Regions from separate parts of the Homo sapiens genome. Here region 2 is linked to region 1. The links are chromatin contacts, found by Hi-C in ENCODE. All regions are on one chromosome and are shown on one strand. Each heading gives the region's core, a stretch centred on a gene start or an enhancer-like site at or near the end of the contact. The rest is flanking DNA. Distances are from core to core; before and after follow the strand shown. Region 1 holds the start of TAT-AS1 (TAT antisense RNA 1). Region 2 holds the start of RFWD3 (ring finger and WD repeat domain 3).

Region 1 (3,125 bases), core at 50-2,549:
GAGGAACTTCAGGTCTCAACCCTGCCAGTCACACCCAATTAATGTCCTTCACAAAAATAAACAGCATATGTTCCCTTTCAATTTGAGTTCAGTGAGCTCACAGCAAAATTTACCTTTTAATTTTCTTCAGCAAATCCAAGACGAATATACAAAGGATGAGATTAGATAAAGATTTCAGTTTCCCGTATGCCACCGCTGCCGCCAATTTTCCAAAAAAGCCTGGCTCCTCTTTTCCTGTTCCTCCATCCAAGCCCCCAAAGATCTCTAACCAGAAATAAACAGGAAGACTCAGTGATTTACAAAAGACATTTTAGTTTTACACGTACAGAAAATTCTACCCAGCATTACAGAATTCTTAGACTTCTTAAATTCCTGATTTTCCTTGGTATTTACATTTTGATAAGGGAGCCAATGGTTCTTCAAACATTTGAAAAGAACACATACACACTGGACAATTTCAAACGATACAAACAAACGCAACTGTCCTTCTTTCTCATTCCTGTCCTTCAGCCACCCAGTTTCTTCTCCCCTGAGGGAATCAGTTATCATTTGCTGGTCATACTTCCAGATTATACTGTGCCTATGTAAGTGTGTGTGTGTGTGTGTGTGTGTGCACTTTTCATTTTTTCAAATAAAGTATTACTCAACTTTGTAATTCTGCGCGCTCTGGAGGTCAAAGGAGGGATGGCATTGCTGGGGTGTCCCCCACATCCTGAGTGTCTCTAGATAAAAAGGAGCTACCGGGCGGCGGCTGCTTTCCACACAAGCTTAAAATTGCCAAGAGTCAACTGCCAGTTGCTTTGGGTGGTGGCGTCAGAGTGTCTTCAGATAACACGAAGAATGCGTGTAAAGATCGGAGACGGCCGGGCGCGGTGGCTCACGCCTGTAATCCCGGCACTTTGGGAGGCCGAGGCGGGCGGATCACGAGGTCAGAAGTTTGAGACCATCTTGACCAACTTGGTGAAACCTCGGCTCTACTAAAAATACAAAAATTAGCCAAGCGTGGTGACGCGCGCCTGTAATCCTAGCTACTTAGAAGGCTGAGGCAGGAGAATCGCTTGAACACCGGAGGCAGAGCTTGCAGTGAGCCGAGATGGCGCCACTGCACTCCAGCCTGGGTGACAGAGCGAGACTCCATCTCAAAAAAAAAAAAAAAAGGACCGGAAACAAGGGCTCTCAGCTGCGAATTCACCTTTTCTTTGTGTCCGAGCCCCGCCTACCGGGTAACTGGAGAGTATCAGGACTGGGTGCTACCAAGCGCCTCACAGCAGCCCCCAGCCGACACCAACATCCCAACCCTGGGCGACCCGCGGCTGCGCAGGCGCGGATGCATGTTTAGGGGGCTGCGCTAGTCAGTGCGCATGCGCCGTCGCTAGGCAACAGGACACAGCTCCGGGCGCCGGCGTAGAATCTGAGCTGCAGGTGAGGGTTAGTTCCTTTATTCGGCCTCTGCGTTCTCTTAGGATGTTACATTTTGTTTCCTTTTTCAGCCTGTCTACCCTGGTCACACCCTGCTTCGAGTTTCTCTTCCTCCTTTGCCCCCGGTTTGGGCTCTGACTGGTGGAATTGTTCCAGGAAGTTGACAAAACATCCTAGGCTTTTGTAATCACCTGTTAACCTTTCCCAGCTCTGGATCAGAAGCAGCAACTTCCATGAGTTGTGACGCAGAGCAGACAATTCTATTAGCTGGTGTTAGTTTCCAATGGTATAGCCCCTTGGAACTTTTCTCCAAAGAATCGTGGCCCTCACCGTCCGCAGTGCCTGACATTAGGATCTCTACTCAGCCAGAAAAATAAATCCACCCCCGTGCCTTTGTCAAAGACAAAGCAGGACAGTAAAGCGGTTGAGACAGGTTTTAACCAGTAATATACTAATGGAATAAGGAGGAGTCCAGCACGAACTGAACTCAACTTTGATTTGTACAAATGTTACTCAGACTTTAAAGGAAAAATGGGGAAATAGGGAAGGGGAGAGGAATGAGGGGGCGCTCAGAAGAGTGAGGGAAGTGAAAGATTACAAAAAGTGCGAAGTAGGGGTTAGTCCATGTGAAACCCATCTGGGTTTGTTAAAGGGTGTTTCTGGAAGTTAGGCTTTTATCCTCCTACAGATGCTGGGAGATAGGAGCCATATCTTAAGGTGTTGGCTGGAACAGTAAATTCCTTTGGCAGCCTGAGTTTTTTTAGGCAGGCCCTTTAAAGCGGGGCTGGAGTCATCCTAGAGATGCTACCTTGAACTGTTAGAGACTGTGTTAGAGTTTTGTTCAAGTCTGTTGAGGCCTAGTCCACAAATGGCTCAGAGGAACCTGGCTAGAGTTTGGTCAAGGAGAGAATTTTTGTTACTCCGCATATTCTGCACATTATTCTGTGTGAGGTGTTGTATTTTACGTACCCTGAAGTTTGAATTATTGCATATATGTTGGAAAAGAACTGAATTCTCAGTACATATTATTTATATCCTTATTTATTTTAAACAATTTAGGTTTATTTACAAACAAGTTTCATATAATGTTATAGAACCTGCAAATACAGATGCTCTCTATAGGCCAAATTGTTTCACAGCACCTTCCAAAGAGGCAGTCAGTCATTTGCTAAGGTTAAGGTTGAAGCTGTATAGGAGGTGATGCCCAATTCCTCAAAGAAAACAATAAACAGAAGAACTAGCACATGTGTGTCTTAATTTTTGTGTGTTTCAAATGTAGAAAAGAATTATTGGTCTTTAACTCATTTGATAGCCTAAATTTAATGTATTTTTACGTTATACCATATTTAAAAAGTAAAGCTGTGGGAGTGTTCCCTTTGGCAGTGCATATTCTAAAATTGGAACAATACAGAGAAGATTAGCATGGTACTAGCAAACCAAATTCAACAGTATGTTACAAGGATTATACACCATGATCAAGTGGGATTTATTACTGAGATGCAACATATAAAAATCAATCAATATAATATGCCACATTAACAGAATGAAGGACAAAAACCACATGATCATCTCAACTGATGTAGAAAAGTTAGTTGACAAGATTTGACACCTTTTCACGATAGAAACACTCAACAAACTAGAAACAGAAGGAACCTACCTCAAGATAATAATAAGGACCATCTATGAATAGCTTGTATCGGCCAGGC
Region 2 (3,040 bases), core at 328-2,827, 3.1 Mb before region 1:
CGGCCTGCAGCTCCTTTGATTGTTCTGCGGCAACTAGCACTAATTCTTGTTGGTGTAGTTGCTTCATAGGGGAACATTTCCTTAAGAATATCCCTTTCTACTCTTCTTTCCTGTGTTTTTTTTCTCCCACTTCAGCTCTTGTCAATGGTTTCTTTGGTGTTCTTCTGGGTATGTCTGAGAATTCAGTGACTGGCAGAATAGGAAATGCATGCTTGAAATTTCCAGTCACCCTATTGACAATTAAGGATTCGTTGTTTGAAGCAATTATAGTTTCAGCTATGGGAGTACTCGCTGAAATTACTGCTCCATCTATACGAAAATATTCTGAAGCGTGCACCCTTTTGCTTGGAGTTCTTCTTGACCCTCTTGTAGATTCCCTAGTTAATAATGCCTGCAGAGGTCCGCCTTTTGAAGATCCACTTGTCCATTCAGTCCCAGTTATTCCAGCTTGAGAATAGCTCTCCTTGTGCTCAACTCTTCTTTGCTTGAGGGTTACTGGAGTCTTTACTCCCCTGTTTAGCGGTTCTCTCTTCTCAAACTTGAGCCCAATTTAGAGTCTTCTTCATTTTCACCATATCTGTCAGAATCATTACTTCCATTCTGCCTTGTATTTTCTGCTGAAGAAGAAATTGTTGCTGAAGGAGACGATCTTGATTCTGTTCCTTGCTCCCTCAGTTTCAAAAGCTATTTCTCATACAGCTTCCTGGTTGTTCCCACAATAGGACCACAATTCACTCCGTATTTCACAAGCTGATCCAAAGGATCTTCATTAGTGAGTTCTGTTACATCTAGATCGTCTTTATCATCTTGTCTGGGTTTATCAGTTTTCTTTGTGGCTTTCCTGCCGGCGGCGGGCTCGGAGCCGAGACGGCTGTGGGCTCGCGCTCCTCGTACGTAGCTGGAGAATTCCGGGGGCCCCTTTCTTTTGGCGCTGGCGGCGAGCGGCGGCCCTAACAAGTGATTTGAGACTGTTCAGTAGCTCAGATCCCTTGCAGCGGTTTGAGATTGAAGAGATTATGTAGGCAAAGTATTTTGCGTGAGCTCTTCAACCCCATGAGAGGATACATATGAACTGGACTGTCCTACGCCTCTTTACAGGCTCCGAAATTCAAAATATTGAAATATTTTGAAATTATTCGATTAGCTGCTATCCTTTGGATACAGATAACTCCTTCACTAAAGCGTTAGGGATAAGCAGCAGGAGTCAGTTTTAATATCATCATCCCCATTCCAAAATGGACCGAGAAATCATATAACTTTCTCCCGCCAGAAAGTTCAAATAAAACGCGCTAAAAAAAAAAAAAAAAACCAAACAAAAAAAAAACAAAAAAACCTCCCATTTTTTCCGGGGCGGGTGCAAGGTGACGGACGTAGATTCCTGCCAATTGTAGGAGGCTTCCTCAAGCGCGGTCCCGCCTCGTCAGGACGAACTACCAGCCAATGAGAGCACCGCTGCTTCAGCTATCGGGGGACCCATTGAAGAAGAAGAGTGGGTATTGGCCACAGCGTAGGGCTTCTGTCCAATAGGAGCATGCCTGCCGGCGGCTCTGGCGGGAGCTTGAGCGGCTCCGGAAGTGGCAGTTGGCGTAGGTGCATTCGGAGTGCGGCCGAGGTAACTACCGAGTCTTCGGCGGGCTCGCGAGCCCGGCCGCGGCCTGCTGGTTTCAGGTGAGGAGGGGTGTTGCTTCTCCTCAGGCCTTGGGCCTCTAGCTTCGGGATAAACCTCCCCACGCCTGATTCCTGGATTGGGATTCAGGAGACACCCCACGAGGTGGGCTGCACGCGGGCTTGGAACCCGGCGGCCTGAGGGGATTCGGGCCCTCGGGGCGGCGCCAGTGGTCGGGGCTAAGGAGCCCGAACCCCCGCGCGTATCTGGGTTGCTGGGCGTGGGGGCTGGGCAGGCGAGAGCTCGGGGCGATCACTGAAGGAGCCGAGTTCGCTGCTGCGGGGCCTGCCCTGGCCGGGGTGGGAGGTCGCCCGGCCCTTCCCCCGAGAGCCTAGCCTCGGGCTCCTCAGCGGCGTTGCCTGCGCCCGCTCTGAGCGCCGATTACTTCATCACTTTAAAGTTGATGGAAGAACTTCATTTTTAATTTCATCACGGAAACTGTGGAGTAAAGACTTGTATTATCCCTGTTTTACAGGAGAACAAGTTGAGCCGAGTTTAGGAAACCCGCCCAAAGTTTCCCCATGTAGTAAAAGAACAGGGATTTAATATCTATGTATCTAATCAATCTATCTATCTATCTATCTATCTATCTATCTATCTATCTAATCTGTCTATCTAATCTATCTATGTCTTTCTTTCCCCATGTAGTAAAAGAACAGGGATTTAATTTCCTTCTTTCCCTCTCTCCCTTCCCCTCCCGTCTCCCTCTCCCTCCTCTTCCCCCTCCGCCTCTCCCTCTCCCTCTCTCTTCCTCCCTTTTTCCTGTTATAAAGAGAAAAAGGTGTTATAAAGAGAAAAGCGGTGGCTCAGGCCTGTAATCCCAGCACTTTGGGAGGCCGAGGCAGTCGGATCACCTGAGGCCAGGAGTTCGAGACCAGCCTGACCAACATGGAGAAACCCCATTTCCCAGCTACTCGGGAGGCTGAGGCAGGAGAATCGCTTGAACCCGGGAGGCCGAGGTTGCAGTGAGCTGAGATCACGCCATTGCACTCCAGCCTGGGCAACAAGAGTGAAACTCCATCTCAAAAAAAGAAAGAAAGAAAGAAAGAAAAGTCTCCCTGTTGCACCCAGGCTGGAAGAGCTCACTGCAGTCTCGAACTCCCGGGCCCCAGGGATCCTCCCACCTCGGCTTCCCGCAATAGCTGGGACCACAGGTGCGCGCCACCACGCCCGGCTCATTGTTTTATTTTTCTTTTTTCTTTCTTTTTTTGAGATAGAGTCTCGCTTTGTTGCCCCTGCTGGAGTGCAGTGGTGCGATCTCGGCTCACTGCAACCTCTGCCTCCCGGGTTCAAGCGATTCTCCTGCCTCAGCCTCCCAAGTAGCTGGGATTACAGGCATGCGCCACCACACCCGGGTAGTTTTTGTATTTTTAG

What was found. A loop is a pair of places that touch in the nucleus more often than their neighbours do. Pooled maps may share reads with other maps.
Region 2: a loop to region 1 is called in a map of CD8-positive, alpha-beta T cell, with 9 times the contacts of the local background. The contact joins the promoter of RFWD3 here to the promoter of TAT-AS1 in region 1. A Hi-C loop is called at or near these places in 2 of 168 maps with a recorded cell type or tissue (CD8-positive, alpha-beta T cell and naive thymus-derived CD4-positive, alpha-beta T cell) and 6 of 50 pooled maps.

What each region holds. Positions count from the first base shown.
Region 1 is chr16:71,563,190-71,566,314 of GRCh38, reverse strand. It overlaps TAT-AS1 (TAT antisense RNA 1), which reads right to left and starts at 1,299. Exons shown (of 3, transcript NR_103852.1): 1 at 1,193-1,299; 2 at 114-264. It overlaps TAT (tyrosine aminotransferase), which reads left to right. Exons shown (of 12, transcript NM_000353.3): 12 at 1-655. It overlaps LOC124903710 (a long non-coding RNA gene), which reads left to right and starts at 1,375. Exons shown (of 2, transcript XR_007065106.1): 1 at 1,375-1,422; 2 at 1,491-2,662. It also overlaps the pseudogene RNU6-1061P. RefSeq lists an enhancer at 348-879.
Region 2 is chr16:74,665,414-74,668,453 of GRCh38, reverse strand. It overlaps RFWD3 (ring finger and WD repeat domain 3), which reads left to right and starts at 1,577. Exons shown (of 13, transcript NM_018124.4): 1 at 1,577-1,668. It also overlaps the pseudogene TMPOP2. RefSeq lists a silencer at 1,898-2,047.